Linked DNA regions of Mus musculus: region 1 is linked to region 2. A link is a loop called in an ENCODE intact Hi-C map of the cell type or tissue named here. Cell type or tissue: heart. All regions are shown on one strand.

Region 1 (8,000 bases), 420 kb after region 2:
ACTAAGGAGACTCTAGGGGAAAGGTCTAGGGCTCAGATCAACAAGTATATACCATGAAGTCTAGCTTCAACTAACTGGCCATGTGTCTGTTAACTGGCCGTGTGACTTCAGCCACTTCTTGGTGCCTTACTTTCTTTATTCCTCTGGGACAGCAAATGGTATCTACTCTATAGGGCTTGTTAAAAAAGAAATGTGGTATACAGAGTCTAGAGCCGGGGTTGGCTTGGAAATAGCCTTTAAATGCTAGCCACCGCTGTCCTTACTTTATGTCTATTGGTCTGCCACTCTATATACAGGAGGACTCTTTCAGCCTTGGGATTCACAGAGGTACTATGACTGTACTCATCTCACGCTGAACTCTTGGGTCCCTGCCCTTGTCTCACCCTTTCTGGACAGCTAGTTTCTTAGCTGGGCAATGTGAGACTTGAGACATATGACTCACAGGACTGGTGCCCTCACCCTGGCCTGACAAGGTCACAGGTGACACAGCTGACTGGGGACAGAGAATTTTGTTTGTCCCTAGCGGCAAGTGGTGAAGTAGTCAGTAGCTTCCCAGAGCAGCATCCGTTCTTCCTAAATTATAGAATTCATCCGTCCAGTCTATGCTGACGTTGACCTCCGTCAGCCTCACTCTGTACCTTGGCACCACTATAGTCCCGTGTTGTCCTTCTGGTCTAGCCTGGCTCATTGAATCTTTCCCATATGACCACAGTGAAAAGACCGTTATGGTGGTGCCTCTCTTGCTTTCTCTGAGGGAGACATCTTACACAGTAGCTACGATTGTCCCTGCCCACCGAGGCCAGACTCTGTCAGCTCTGACGGACCCCAGGTTCTCTGTATTCGCTGTTGATTGCCCCTTGCCCTTAGCTCCTCCATCTGGCCTGGATTTGCCCAGAGGGACTCAGGACTCCCAGACTGGGATGAATCCTCTTGCTTGGGGACTGGACTGCCCAGACCCTTCGTCAGTGGACAACCCTTGGGCTGGTAGCAACATTGAACATATGATCACTACTTGAGACCGTGTGCTTACTGAGGACAGGTACCCTCATGTAGCCCAGGAATCTACGACATCACAGGTCGCTGTGCTGACTGGGAACTGAGTAAATGACTAGGGAACACGGCCACAGTGTGTGTGTCAGCCCAAGGCTTCGTGTGTTGGCAATGTTGTAGGCCTGAGTCCCAGGGGAGCCTGGGTGCTATTTCCTTCCTGGCGTGATGGGGGATGGATTGGAGTAACACAGACTCTAAGATGCGTGCTTGCTGCCAGCTAGCAGCTTCCCTTATATGTCTTTGACACCCCCCCCCCCCTTACCCCTTTTGCTCTCCTGGAGCATCACCCTGATTAAGATGGCCCTGGTGACACACTGAAGTCTGCCTTCCCTGATGCCTTTGTTCCTGCCCCTTGCCATTCCCAGATTACTTTCCTCTTCCTCTGCCTTTGGAACCAGGACCATTTATACCCTCTCCCCAGAAATTCCCCCAGGCCCAGGCCCAGTGCCATGGGCTGTATCCTGTCTCTGCTGGGGTTTCCCACTGCTGGGTCGAGTTGTCCTCCCTCACCCTAGTGAAGCGGTACCAGGTGGCCAGAGGTTCCCACCTTGCTTCTGAGGACCCCAGTAAGGAAATCCCCACGATGAAGAAGCCACATTGTGTCACCTGGGGTTGGCGTCAGAGCCTGGGCTCTGCCAATCCTAATTCCCTGACAAGTGGGGCTCTGCCCCCATGCCTTCAGTGGGCCAGTCAGACAGAAGGGGGATGGGGAAGAGCAGAGGAAGGAGACATAGTCAGTGTGGCCCCAGCAGGAAGAGGAACAAAGAAGGTGTGTGGGGATTCTCTTCCTAGAAGGCAAGCTTCCTCCTCCAGGAGGATGCCGGGCTTCATTCAGCCATTGTCTTCTCCCTGAGTGGGAGTCCTAGGGAAATTCTAGTTTCTCCAGAGGGCCAGCGTCTCCTTTGGGTACCTTAAAGCCGGGGGCCCTCTATTAAGGGCTAGCCTTAGACTCTGAAGAGCCCCCCATTCCCAGAAGCCCTAGGCATTAGTGCTCTGTCCTTCTGGGACAGCACCCAGTGGCTCTGCAAGACTTTCTGCTGTGATTTTGCAGAGCCGACCACTAGAGTGGAGAGGTCCACCTATGGTGGCTGTGGGGGTCTCATGAAGAGGGCCGCTCACTCTTCTGTCCACACCTGCCCAGGCATGCTGGTTAGCCGTGCAGCATTCAGGAAAACAGAACCTAAGGACTTAACAGTTACCGTCACTGCCAGCAACTGAGGAGACCGATTTTCATTTAGAAGGGGTGGGTGTTTTTATATTCACATCAGCAGGGACCAGTTCCTGGTGTGGCGAGGAACACCTGCGGTCCCATGTTTAGCAAAAGAGCAATTTTCAGCACCGCATAGCCTGTTGTCCCATCCTGATGGACGCCTGCATGATGCTTGTCCTTTCTGAGGGACCAGGGAGCCAGCTGCAGCCACCAAGTCCTTATAGAATTCCCACTCCTAGGACTACTGGATTTTAGAATTGAAAATCTAGTCAGTGTTGGCCAAGAACTTAACAAGTTCCTTTCCAGCCTCCAAAGGACCTGCTTAACCAACACCTCCGCTCACTTCCTGGATTGTAAAACTGAGTACGGAATCGAGGATGCTGTACTGCTGAGCCCAGGATTGGCTCCTTCCTCCTCTAGCTAGAGTCATTAGGTTATTTCCCCTCTTCCGACTTGGGCTGAACACAGCAGGTACTGGGATTGGCTCAGGGGATCACCTCAGTTCTCTGGCTGAGTCACAGCTCAGCGGCAGGAGCGTGGCTGCAGACAAAACACTGCCTAGGGCCCCACCAGGGGGGCTCCAGACTTTGCCGGGTTAGAACACCTGGGCTTCAGAGACTCCAATTTTTGTATAGTGCGACCATCTCCTGTGACCTAGTGAATGTTTCTGAGATAAGTGACCTGTTTGTGGGATCTTCTTATAGGCAGCAGGCAAAGCTGGTCCTATCTTTGCTACTCAGAGCTGTCTGGGTGCGTTTGCGGTTGTGTGTGCGGGTTCCAGACCCCAGGTTCATTTGTGGGGTAAGGGCTTTGGGCTGGACTTTATGTGTTCAGATTCTCCTCCACCTGCTTCAAATCTGGAAAATAATAATAATAAAAATGACCTTATTTAGATGACAGAATGTAAGACTGTAAGACATGCTTTCTGGAAGGCCTTGGGGTGGGGGTGTGGAGGATGGAGGAGATGATGGAGGTGGGGCAGGGTGCCTTCATTCTGGGGTCCAGAACCCCAGGACTTTGTGGGCAGCGGAGACAACCCTTGTGGCTACTTGTGTTGCCCCAAGTGCAGCTGGAGCGCTTCCACCTCTGTCTTTATGCTCAGAGTCACCCTGCCTGTGCTGATCTCCTGAGCACTGGGGTGGAGGCAGCCCAGCCTGGCTCAGTTCCCTTGCAGGTCTTCGGTGGCCTGGTCTTGGACTGGGGTCCTAGCTTGCTTGGTGGGCAGAATCCCTTGAGAGGGATCTCCAGTGCCTCGGAAACCCAGTGTGGGGGTGGGGGTGGGGACCTGTAATTCCAGAAACCGGAAAGCAGAGGGATTGGAAGTTCGTGGTCACCTTTAGATTCGTAGATTTTAGGACCAGTTTGGGGTACACAAGCCACTCCTCCCTGGACCTCCCCACGAACTAGTTTTTCTCAAGGTGGGACGCACCCGTCATCATTCTGACCTCCCTCTCCTGGGTTGCTTGTGGCTGGCATCCATTTCTGACTCATATTTCTGCATATAGTTTCCGGTGACAGGTACATTATACTTGGGCTCTCTCTGTTGGTCTACGAGACCCCAGGTATATGTTCTCCAGCAGTCTTCCTCAAGGTCTTTGCTCTTCTGTCCCCCAGAAAGCACTGACTCTTCGGAGGGTTGTTGTATATATAATTTGATATTTATTACCTGGATGTAGCTCAGTTAGCGGATGTGAAGCTCTGGGGTCCATTCCCGGCTCGCATAAAGTAGGCATGGTGGGGGTAGGATTGCCTGTAACCTCAACACTTGGGAGGTAAGATAGGCAGATCCGAAGTGCAGGGTCATCCAGGAACCCATAGAAAGCTTGAGGCAAGCCCGGGATATAGGAGTCCTTGTCTCCTAGTAGTCTCGTGACACTTAAGAGTGACTTGGTCTGACTTGAGCCATTCCACCCCCAGACCTGGCATTGTCTGTTATTATTTATTCCTTCCTGGCTCTGCTGACTGGTGGTGAATGTTAGCCAGGAGGGAGGCAGGATGTGGGAGTGCTAAGATTAGGAATTGATCCCTAGCTTGTGACAGGCACATCAGGGGAAGAACTAATTGTAAACTGACATAAGGTCAAAACAGGGTCAGGCTGTGGAATTAGAAGACTTTGGCTGCCTACTCCCTGGAACGCCAAGGCAGACAGTCCAGTCTGGGGAGGGATGGGATGGGAAGGGGGAGGCGGGGATATGAGAGGGAGGTGGGAGGTGGGGTGGGGTGGGGGGGGGGTCTGTGGGCTCTGAAAGCATCCCAGCAGCACGCTCCTCCAGAGTCCCCTGGCGTCGCCCCGGAGACTCCGCCTCCTTTCAGGCCCCGCCCCTTGCCGTGCTTTAGCTGACAGCCGCTCCGGCCCGCTGTTTGCATACAAAGGCAGCCACACGCGTGCGCGCCTGCTCGTGAATCCTCTTGGTGAGTAGCAATGGGGACCCGGGGCCCAGCTTGCGCCCCAAAGCCCATTACTGAGACGTGGGGCCCCGCAGGGAGGCGATGTGGGCCGTGTTGTGACACAGGCCTTCCCGTGGGGTGTCGAAGCTTGCAGGGACCCCGTGGCGGTCCGAGACCCGGATGAGACGTATCCCAAAGGGTTTAGGATTCAGGCTTTGCAGCCAAGGAAACTGAGTCTAGGCTGGTAGGTTGACCTTCGTGCCCAAGGGCACGCCTCCGCTGGGTGGCAGCGAACTGGGAACCGGGATTCTTAGATAATCAAGCTCGCAGCAGGCCTCTCTGCAGCTTTGCAGTCTGGTGGGCACTGGGCCTGTGGCTCCCTTAGTAGCTGCAGGCACTTTTATCTGGGAAAGGCCGGGGGGAATATGGGAGGGAAAGCAATGCTTTGGAAGTCATATTAAGTATTAATATTAAGTCATATTAAGGGGACAGAGTCAAGGTGGCTGGCTGATAATTTGTGTGGCCAGTAGTTGCTCCAGACGCCCACCCTCCTTGGCAGGAGGCAAGAAGGAAAGCAATGGTCTGGGCTGGGCTGGGGCGTGTGGGAAAAAGCTTCCAACTGGGTAGTGAAGTTGTGGGGAAGACTGTAACGGTTCTAGGAGGAGAGGATAGCGGCCCATGGGGATTCACACATATACTATCTATCCTTTGTTCCATAAAATACGTTTTATGAATGAAAGCAGTTAAGGACTAATATCTGCACCACTAAGGGGACTTTCTAGTGTTCCCAGAAAGGCTGAAAGATCCCACTGTGTTGATTCCCTGTGTTGACAAAGCTTCCTGTTTGCCGACAGCGCGCTTCTGCTGTCACGGGTTTTGTGTGTGGGTGTGTGTTTTGGCCCTTATTCCTGCTTGTGTAGGGCCTGGTGGTTGGATTGGGAAGCCTGGGGCTGAGCTTGGTTTTGTCTTGGTGGCTGTCCCACCTCACGTGATTTCTACCCTTTTTAGGTGGCAGTCAGCAATGTTCTTATGATGCTTGTCACTTTATTGAAAGGGACAACATGCCCAGTCTTGTTGCCTGGGTGATAAGTTGGGGTTCAGATGAAGGAGATAGGATCCTTGGTTGCTGTTCTGTGTGGGGTGCTGTCTGCTGGGGAGGCTGGGGTGGGTCTTTGCTTATCTATTGCTCTCAGTGCTTCAGGCTAAAGAGAGGGAAAGGTCAGGAGATGGCAAGACAACTGACTACTGATAGCTGGAAATCCATGGGCCAGAGACATCACTTGGGAGCCTCCCTATCTAGAGTGAGGGAAAGGCCACCCTTTGTTTACTAGACTGATGAACCGAGAGGCTCCAGGTTGTTACAACTTCGGATTGTTACACCCTGATGGGGCAGCCCAGGGTACCACTGAGGTCCCTTTATAGGGCTAGGCTGGTCCTGGCTACCCAAGGCTAGCCCCTGGTCCATAACTTGGCACACCCTTTCCCCACCTTAGATTGTGAATCCATTTTTTTGTGTGTCTTTTCTCTCTTAGGTTCAGGGTCTGTAAGGGACCAATAAAGGTATAAATTGATTTGAAAAGCACGCGGGTGGGAATGCTTAGGGGCACAGGTATCTTGTTTCAGAATAGCTAGGTATGGGGTTGGTGTTCTTGGTTTCTGGAGCCTTTTGAAAATCAAACAGAAGGGAGTGGTGCAGGCTGGTGGGTGAATTGGCTGCACTTGGACGTCTTTGTACGTGAACTTGGAGCTGTCCTCTTGACCTGACTGTCTTGCCCAGACTAGTCTGGAACTCAAGGTCATCCTGCCTCAGCCTTCTTGGTGCTAGAATCACGGGTGTGTGCCACCATACTCTGCCTGCCTCAAACTATGTTTATTGTGAAACATGAATATATCCTTGCAATATCTCAGTATTTATCTGATTCAGTAGTGTCTGTCCCCTGCTCTGCATGTGTGTGTGTGTGTGTGTGTGTGTGTGTGTGTGTGTGTGTGTGTGTGTGTGTGTAGGTACAGCCTTCATACTTTAAACACACATGAAGTACTCTGCTACAGGAGACTTAGTACGGTATTTTTTGGAGCTGCTTGTTACCGTTGGGTCAGTACCCAGGCTTTCCCTGGGATGTAGACTGAGGAAAGACCATTCGTAGGCTCCTTCCCAGTACCTCTGGGTGGTGGGTGCTGTTTGAATCACCCACCCTACAGGCTCAGAATGGAGCCACAATTCTCTTGGAAACGCAGGGGATATGTGACCATTGCTAACGACCGAGGCAGGATTGCAGGGAAGTACAGCAATGTACAAAGGTCCCAGGGGCAGAGTCTTCTAGACCAAGCTGTGTATCTGGACAGAGGGCCCTCACAAGTGTGTGAAAAGACACTGGGGCTTCCAAGGAGAGCAAAGATCCTGAGCTCTGCAAGGGAGCTAATAGTTAAGAGCTGGTAAGGTTCTAAGTCCTAACCCAAGGCAATGTCACAGAGTACAGGGGCCACACTGGGTCTTCTATGTGTCTCTCTCCTGCTGGCCAGGCCCTGGGTGCTTCTTGGCAGGGACCTGAGGACACTCATTACCTGGGATTATGATACCCACTTGTTGCCAGAGCTCAGTTCTGACAAGTCTTATGTCACTTAGAAGACCTTCCAGCCCCAGAGCAGGGATCAGATCCTAGTTGTCCCTGCTACTGGGGCTTCCTTTCTTTTAAAATGAAGGCTAATGAGAACCTTGTTAAAAGCAGTATTCAGAAATCAGTGTGTGTGTGTGATTATGCACGTCGCAGCTTGTGTGTGTCTGTGTGTGTGTGTGTGTGTGTGAGAGAGAGAGAGAGAGAAAGAGAGAGGCAGACAGAGAGAGAGAGAGAGAGAGAGAGAGCTTAAGCATGTCACAGCATGAGTGTGGAGGACAGAGGACAACTTCATAGAATCTTTTCTCTGCCCCTGCCTTTATGCCAGTGGGCTGCAGGGCTTGAACCCAGGTCCTTAGGTTTGCCAGCAGGTAGCTTTGTCTGGTGAGCCATTTTGACAGCTGCTTCACGTCCCTTTTCTGCTGAGTAGTTTTCTTTGACATGACAACCCTGAGGCCAAGTGTACAGGAGTTCTCAGACTCCCCACTAACAACTGATGTGAAAGCGATACTTGTGTCTATAGAAAAGTCAAAGTCTCCTGTGCACCCGATTGACTGCAGCCCTGGGAGTGTGGATATTTATGGAGCATACAACTTCCTTCCACTCTTAGTAGATGCATACTGTTCCATATATAATGTGGATGGTCCATAATTTATTAATCCAGGGCCTTACAGGTCTCTAAGTGATTTCTGCTTTTCCCCATCACAGTCAAGTCTGTGATCACTGCTACTCACAAAGAT
Region 2 (8,000 bases):
TTGCTTCACACCTCGGAGTTTCAGGGAGAGGTTTGTGATCAGCTCAGAGAAGAACCAACCCAGCCGGCATAAGGTTGTATTCCTCGGCTTAAAACTTTAACTTTAAGCAACCAATTTCCATGAAAAAATTCAGCCTCTACACTCAATAGCCACCTAGGCCAGAGTGAGAGCTGCTCTAGATACTTGGCTGGTGGCTTTAGCCTGTGCTGTTGCATTTCCTGCCACTGGAAAACATAGGCAGGGGACCAGGGCTGAAGCATCCTAGCAAGCCACATGGCTGTCCCTAACTGCTGAGCACCAGAGCCCATGTCAGCCTGGTAAGGACTTCCCTTTCTTCTGCACACAGAAAGGACTTCTGGGGGCAACAGCCTCCATTCTCTCTAAGAAAGAGAAAGCTCCTGAGCTGCAAGGGAGCCAGCCAGAGCTGCAAGGGAGCCAGCCAGAGCTGCTGTTCCGAAGCATGGTGAGGACACAGTATCACAGCACTGTGCAGGGATACAGCTGCCACTCCCAGAGACACCGACACCCACAAAATTGCCCAGTTATGGGAGGAAAGCCAAAGGAGAGAAGAAAGACCACATCCCATCAGCTTGTTTGGACCCATGTGTCAGTGTTACAGCTCAGAGAGGAACGTATCCTGGACCACTAAGTCACACTGCACAAGGAACCTCGCACAAGAGATGTATTGGGAAAAACACAAAAGGGTGACTACCTCTGCCGGGGAGAGAAGCAGCGGGAAATTGAATAAGAGGCAGAGTTATGTAGGGTTTCTTGGGGGTGGAGTTTTCCAGGACAGGGATTAGTAGGATTTCGAGACCTGAGCTTGGGGCAAGCTCACTCCACAGTCACCTGAGCCGCTTCTTATCAACACCAAATGATGAGGCTTAAGGTCCTTCCTGCCCTGCTCACTCGGTCTCTTCTACACTGGCCTCTGCTTGAGTCCAATGTGGCTTCAGCACCACCCTTCCCAAGGGCCACAGCCATGAGAGTGTCTCCCATTCCTATGGTTCTAACTTTGCAGTTACCTTGGCAGCTATAACTTACCAGTGCCCTCTCTGTGCAGAATCAGGTACAAAGTATCCACATGCCTGGTTGCATCTGCATCCGACCTCCAGCCCCAAACTGTGCCTCCTCCCTTGTCTTCTCTCTTGTATCTTTGAAATCCTTCTCATCTGTAAAGACCAAACCCTGCTGCCTCTTTAGTAAGGAAATTTTCCTGGGGAGAAGCGACATGTATCTATTTACCCCAGATAGAGAACCCACGACAGACCAAAGTATGAATACCAATAAACCAATGAGTTTTATTGGGGTTACTTACAGAGGCAGATATAAGTCAAAGACAATTGCATCACCCAAGACCACACCAGCGTGGGGGACAGCTCACAAAAGCTGGGAACCTGGTGTACACTGTACAATCTACAGGCAGCTCAACAGGTAGGAGAGTGTGCTTTCCAAGTGGCTTCATTGTTCCGAGGCTCTTCCTAGCAGCTCTGGTGGTCTCTGCTTCTTCCAGGCCACTTGGTGGGTCTCTAATTCTCCTTTGCAGCTTGGCTCATTTAAGAGGGACCCTCTGTACCAGCTATTGTTTACTGTCAGGAAAGTGAATCTGGTCAGTTTCAGGGACTTCCTGGAGTTCTTATGAGTTGTTTACTTTCTATCTTAAGGATCTTTGCTGCTGGAGAGGAAACTGACACACAACAAGAAGAGGTGTGGCCTATTGCCTGAGTCCCAGACACCAGAGCATCCTCCACTTAGGGTACCTCTGTCTACACTTGATTAACCATTTCTGTTCTCTGGCTGCACAGGGAAGGAACACCTTGCCTGACAGGAGTCAGGCACAGAGTGTAAGGGAAGGATTGAAAGGTCTATCAATAAACCCATCGCTGGTGACGAGGAAGAAAGGAGGGTGCCTGGAACAGCGTGATGGGAGGGTCTGAGTTTGGCTGAGCTGGATGAAGAAGCCACTGGTGCCACAGACGGGGTTGGGCTGCTTGGGACTAGAGAAGGAACAGAAGTGGAGTCCACAGCAGGACCCCCACTCTTAAGTCCTCGATGTGCCTTTTATAAGCTAAACTCAGGCTGCCTGGACAGTCACTCCGGTTGTATTCTTCCCTGTAGACTGGATTCCACTGTGGGCCTCAGTGTGACTCTGTGTAGGACCTATGTCCACAAAAGCTGCCTGGGGTTGTTGGGAGGCTCCTCAGTATCAATGACAGGATGCTGTGGGCTCTCTGGGCTTTCAGAAGGAACATACATTGTTGCCCTGGTTAGTTTACCTCAACTTAACACAAGCTACAGTTATCAGAGAGGAGGTAGCATCAGTTGAGAAAATGCCTCCATAAGATCCAGCTGTAAGGCATTTTCTCCCCCCCCTTCCTCCATAATCCATTAAAAAAAACTTTTTATTGATTCTTTGTGAATTTCACATCATGCACCCCAGTCCCACTTATCTCCCCACCCTTTGCCCTTGCAACCTCCCCCCCCCCCAATAAACACACAAACACACACACACACACACACACACACACACACACACACACACACACAAGAAAGGCATAGAAAGCATCTCATCATAGAAGCTGCAGTGTGGCACCGTGTGTCCCACAGTGTATCCCTCTGTCCACACATCTTCACTTGCAGATGTTCATCGCAACGAGTCATTGGTCTGATTGGAGATCTCTGGCTTCTGTGACACATCAGTATTGAATCCTCATTGGGACCCCCTCCTGGTCATCATACTGTTGCTCTGTGTCATGGAGATCCTGCAGCTTTGGAACAGCAGGACTGGCCCTTTCATGTGTCCCAACCATCTGCAAATGATAAAGATTTTGGAGTGGGCCAATTCAGAGCCCTGGGTCTGGGCCCAGGTGGTAACTGGGGTGGTTAGCACTCAGTCAGCTCTCCCTTCTTTGCACCTCCAGGGAGAGCTCTCCAGCGCTGCTCCAGCTAGACCACCCAGTGCTGACATGGGCAGGAGGCAGGTTCTGCTCTCCTTTCCTGATGCCCTCTGGGCAGGCCCATGTGCTCCCACTCCTCCAGAGCCAGCTCCACTGTGCTGCCCAGTCAAGGCTTGTGGCCCATTCTCCCTAGGGCTGCAGCCTTCAAGGGCCTGGGCTAGTTCTCCTGCCCTCTTACCCTTAGGGCTGGATCATCCCTGCCTTCACTATTAGGACCACTATGCTGCCCAGTTGAGGTGCAGGGCCAGCTTGCCTGAGTGCTACTGCCAGTGAAGGGGTGGGGCTAGTAAGGCATTTTCTTAATTAGTGATTGATGGGGAGGGCCCAGGCCATTATGTATGGTGTGATCCCTGGGCAGGTGATCCTGGGTTCTAAAACATAAAAGGCTGAGGGCTGGAGAGTGGCTCAGTCGTACAGATAGCTCAGCTCACTGGGTGCTCTTCCAGAGGTCCTGAGTTCAACTCCCAGCAACTACATAGTGGCTCACAACCATCTATAATATGGTCTGATGCCCTCTTCTGGCATGCAGGTGTACATGCAGATAGAGCACTCATACATAAAATAAATAAATAAAAATTTTTAAAAGATAGCAGGCCGAGTAAGCCATGGGGAGCAAGCCAGTAAGCAGTACCCCTCCATGGCTTTTGCATCAGCTGCTATCTACAGGTTTTAGCCCTGTTTGAGTCCCTGCCCTTACTTTCTTCAGCGATAGATTACGATATGAAAGTGGACGCCAAATAATCCATTTCCTTCCCTACTTGCTTTGGTCATGATATTCCATCACAGCAATTAAAAACCCTAAGATGTCTTCTCTTCCTGCCCCTGGTCTCTCGTCCCTTCGTCTGGGACCCTGAGTTCTCCACCAGGGGGCAGCACAGGGTCTTGCTCCAGTTCACCAGCTCTGCGGAACACGGAGCACTCACAGCTTTTGGAGACTCAGCAGACACTGTCCCGCTCTCCCGCCCAGGGGAAGAGCTGGGCAAAGCACCTACCATCTGCACCCCACCGAGTGGCTCCGAAGTCTTTGGAGGGCGCACAGTGGGTCCGCCCCTTCCGCATGCGCACTTGGGAGTCGCCTGTTCCCTGGGCGACAGTCAACACAAGCAGGGCTGCAAAACACAGCTGGGCGCAGATGCTGCCCCAGCCTGGAGAGTTTTTGTCCCCCATCAGTCACTCTCTCTGAGCTCGAAATCCGGTGAGGGACGAAGCGGGAGCACCTTGTGCAGGTTATCCTGGGTTCAGGCAGAAAGTCTCAACCAGTCTTTCTCTTTTCTCTCCCTCTCCTGATTCTCCAGTCCCCCATGGGCAGCCAACATCGTGGGCTACCAAGAACCACATCCGCTGGGTACAAACCGCCCCCTACCAGGCAGCTTGCCTCAATTTCTGCGGCCCTGGGGGATGGCCCTGCTGCAAGCAGGGCTCTCGCCGGTGGTTGCCAGGGGACCCCAGCCCTGGGTGTGCAACAGGACCAGCTGTGGAGGGAGCTTGTGGAAGCCGAAGCACGAGGCCAGAGGCGTTGGTGAGTGTCCTGCCCCCCCTTCTCCCCGAATCTCTCACATCTCCATCCACCTTGGGGGGTCTGAGAAAGTGCAGAGGAAAGAGTTCAGAATATATGGAAAGATCAGAGGGGGAGAACGTGGAAGTAGGGTGCAAGAGAGGCCAGCCTAGACCCAGACTGTGACTAAAGCAGCTAGGGCCTCATTCCCAACAGATAGCTGGGAATATAGGTATAGACAGGGCTCTGGTCCCATCTATGGCCACACAACAATCTCTCTGTCCCTCCTCTTCTGGGAGGAAGCTGGCAGCTGGAAGCCATGGCACTGCCTGGGGCGGGACTCTGGCCTGGGGGTGGAGGTGGGGGTAGGGAGCTTCCTTCCTGGTTTCATTCAGTGATGGATACCAGGAGAAGCCTGGTAGGTTTGCCCAGAGTTCCAAGGGGGCCTGGCTTCCTGGACCCCAAGAGAAGTAGGTAGACTAGGCAAGTATGATGACTCAGAGCTGTACGCCCAGTGTGAGTTTGAAGTTAGTAAGACAAAACCAAAGACTGTGGAGTGGCTGAAGCCCAGTGGGAAGGAAGATGGCTACTGAGCAACCACTTAAAACTGTGAAAAGTCTAAATGAAGGCTTTCCAAATACACACGCCGGTGGCTGCATTTTTAGTTTCTTTTCGCCCCTCCTTTAGTCTGGCGATCAGACTCAAGGTGGTAGCAGTCACTCCATCAAGGAGCTCATTCACATAAACATAAGCACATGTCAGAATTTCCTTCTTCAGGGCAGAGTAATATTCTATTCCATGAAAAAAAAATCATTTTCACATGTTGGCTGTTGTTAGGTGTCACAGCAAACAGAGGAGAGCAGATTTCCCTTTGAGACCTGGCTTCCCATTTTTCAGATAAAATTTTCAGAAGTGGAACCGGTTCTAGTTTTGTTGGGAGGGACTCTCCTGCTGTTTTTCACAATTTCTGCCCTACTTTGCATTTCCATTAACAGTGTACAAGGACTCCAAGTTCTCACCAACCCTGCTGATGCTCACTGGTTGTTTTTAGTGCCTCCGTCCACCTAATTAGATGGTCAGAAACACAACCCTAGGCTGGCAACTGGTGATAGTATTGGAGTGGAGTTGTCAAGCTGTCAATCAGACACTGTCACTAGCGAGATAGAAATGGGATTAGAGGGTGCTCCCTATTGCTTTAGAATTGCTTCCGGGGAGCTGGGGTGTCCCTGGAATATCTGGCAGAATCCACCCCCTGTGTTGGTTGTGGTGTGAGGACACAGGAGAGACGCAGGGCATTCACTCTCCTCCTAACATGGCCTTTGTGGGGGAGCACTATTACCCCAAAAGACTTCATTAAAATATGTAAACTTGGTACTAGAGCGATGCCTCGACGGTTAAGATCACTTGTTCTTACAGAAGACCCAAGTTCAGTTGCTTGAACCCACATCTAGCGGCTCATGACTGCCCACAACACCAGGTTTAAGGAATCTAGCACCCTCTTTTGGTCACCACAGGTACTGCACACACAGTATGCAGTGCACATACAGACACATGTGCATTCTTTAAAAATTTGCAGTATGTAAAGCTGAGTCCTAACATGGTGTTTTAGTTACCTTTCTATTGCTATGATAAAACACCATGACTAAGGCAGCTTATAAAAAAGTATTTAATTTGGGGCTCGTGGTTCCAGAGGGATAGAATCTGTGATCATCATGGTGGAAAACATGGCAGCAGACAGTCAGGCAAGTTGCTGGAGAAGTAGCTGAGAGCTCACATCTTTATCCATAAGCACAAGGCAGTGAGAGCCAACTGGGAATGGCATGGGCTTCTGAAGCCTCAAAGCCAACTCAGTGACACACCTCCTCTAACAAGGCCACACCTCCTAATCCTTCCCAAACAGGCCCACCAACTGGGACAAGGAACGGTTCACACAGATAAGCATATAGGAACCATTCGCATTCTAACCATCACAAATGCTGATGAACCAAGACCATAATCCCAGCACTGGGAAGGTAGAGGCAGGAGAGCTCAAAGGTCAAGGCTGCCTGGTGTAGCAGTGTGCACCTTTAATCCCAGCACTCAGTGGCAGAGGCAGAGGCAACCTGGTCTACATAGAAAGTTCCAGGCCAGCAGGACCACAGTAAGACAACATCTTAAGTTTAAAAGGAAGAGGAGGAGGAGGAGGAGGAGGAGGAGGAGGAGGGGGAAGAGGAGAGGAAGAGGAAGAGGAAGGAGGAGGAGGAGGAAGATGAGAGGAAGAGGAAGAGGAAGGAGGAGGAGGGGGAGGGGGGAGGGGGGAAAGGGAGGAGGAGGAAGAAGAGGAGGAGGAGGTAGCTGGCCAAGGTCATCATCGGCTACATCTTGAGTCCTGAGCAAACCTGAACTAAAACAGAGAAACAAATAAGGAGCACCTAAACTTGAAGTGCTAAACACACCTGTAGTAGGAAGAATGTGTGGAAATGACAAAAACAAGAGAGAAAAAGTAGCCAATCACTCTGTGCCGCTCCGTAAGTAAAGCGTGGGCACTTGACATTTATTGTGGTTTCAGAGCATTTTAATTCCGCCATGGTAATATAAAGATTTAAAGGCATAGTGGAAGTCAATTTTCAGGATATTCCATAAAACAAACAAGATACAATTGATCTGGAAAGATGGCTCAGTGGTTAAGAGCACTGACTGCCCTTCCAAAGGACCTGGGTTCAAATCCCAGCACCCACATAACAGTTCACAGCTGTCAGTATTTCTAGTCCTAGGGGATCTGACACCCTCGCACAGACATATATGTGGGCATTAAAAACAAACCAACAGCACCCTCACAATCCCATGCTTTCCTTTCCAGGGCTGAGAACTGGGGTTTCCTGAAAGACTATGACCCTCTGGTAAGACAGCACCCCCACCCCCAGAAAACTGCTTTCAGTGTGGACAGCCGTTCTTTCTTCATTTAAATTTTTTGAAGACCTACTCTGTGCTCTGGCAGAATAGAAGTGTTGTTTTAAGTAACTAGGGGTCTAGTGGAAAAGAAAGTATTTATAAGGAACATTTGGGACAAAAGTAGCCAGTATTTGTTAATTTTATTAAAGATGTATTTTCACTGGGAGGTAGTAGCTCATGCCTTTAATCCCAGCACTTGGAGGATAGACACAAATGGATCTGAGGTTGAGACCAGCCTGGTCCACGCAGAGAATTCCAGGATAGCCAGGGCTATGCAGAGTAACCCTGTCTCAAAAAAAGCAACCAACTAACCAAGTAAAGATCTGTTTTCCTTTTCTTTTTTCTTTTTTTTTTTTTGGGGGGGGAGTATGTATATTGTGCATTTCTGTGTGTATGTGCTTGTATATACAGTTGTAGGAGAGAAGGGGCAAGCTGGAGAGACCATTTTTTATAATATGGATGCTAAGAACTGAACTCTTAGCATTTGGAAGTGTGAGCCTTACCCCTTAGTGGCTGAGCTACCTCTCCAGCTCTGCTGGTCTTAATAAAAATAAGCCAAGTGAGCCAGTTGGGGTGATGCACACCTTTAATCCCGGCACTTTGGAGGCAGAGGCAGG

What was found. A loop is a pair of places that touch in the nucleus more often than their neighbours do. Peaks named below come from ENCODE experiments on the same cell type or tissue, not always from the same donor. Only the 100,000 strongest peaks of a DNase experiment are listed, where the experiment ranks them.
Region 1: it touches region 2 in a loop (3-fold over the local background); 2 of 42 quality-filtered maps call a loop at or near these places.

What each region holds. Positions count from the first base shown.
Region 1 is chr12:16,586,390-16,594,389 of GRCm38, reverse strand. It overlaps Lpin1 (lipin 1), which reads left to right and starts at 4,620. Exons shown (of 21, transcript NM_015763.4): 1 at 4,620-4,672. In heart, CTCF peaks have their summits at 525 and 2,843; DNase peaks (open chromatin) are centred at 2,789, 4,229, 4,639, 5,629 and 2 weaker places; H3K4me3 peaks cover 2,191 bases; H3K27ac peaks cover 3,932 bases.
Region 2 is chr12:17,007,604-17,015,603 of GRCm38, reverse strand. It overlaps 2410004P03Rik (RIKEN cDNA 2410004P03 gene), which reads left to right and starts at 3,877. Exons shown (of 5, transcript NM_001201332.1): 1 at 3,877-4,152; 2 at 4,253-4,476; 3 at 7,292-7,331. The coding sequence starts at 4,259. In heart, CTCF peaks have their summits at 3,599, 3,802 (motif pointing right) and 5,967 (motif pointing left); a DNase peak (open chromatin) is centred at 3,953; H3K4me3 peaks cover 831 bases; H3K27ac peaks cover 771 bases.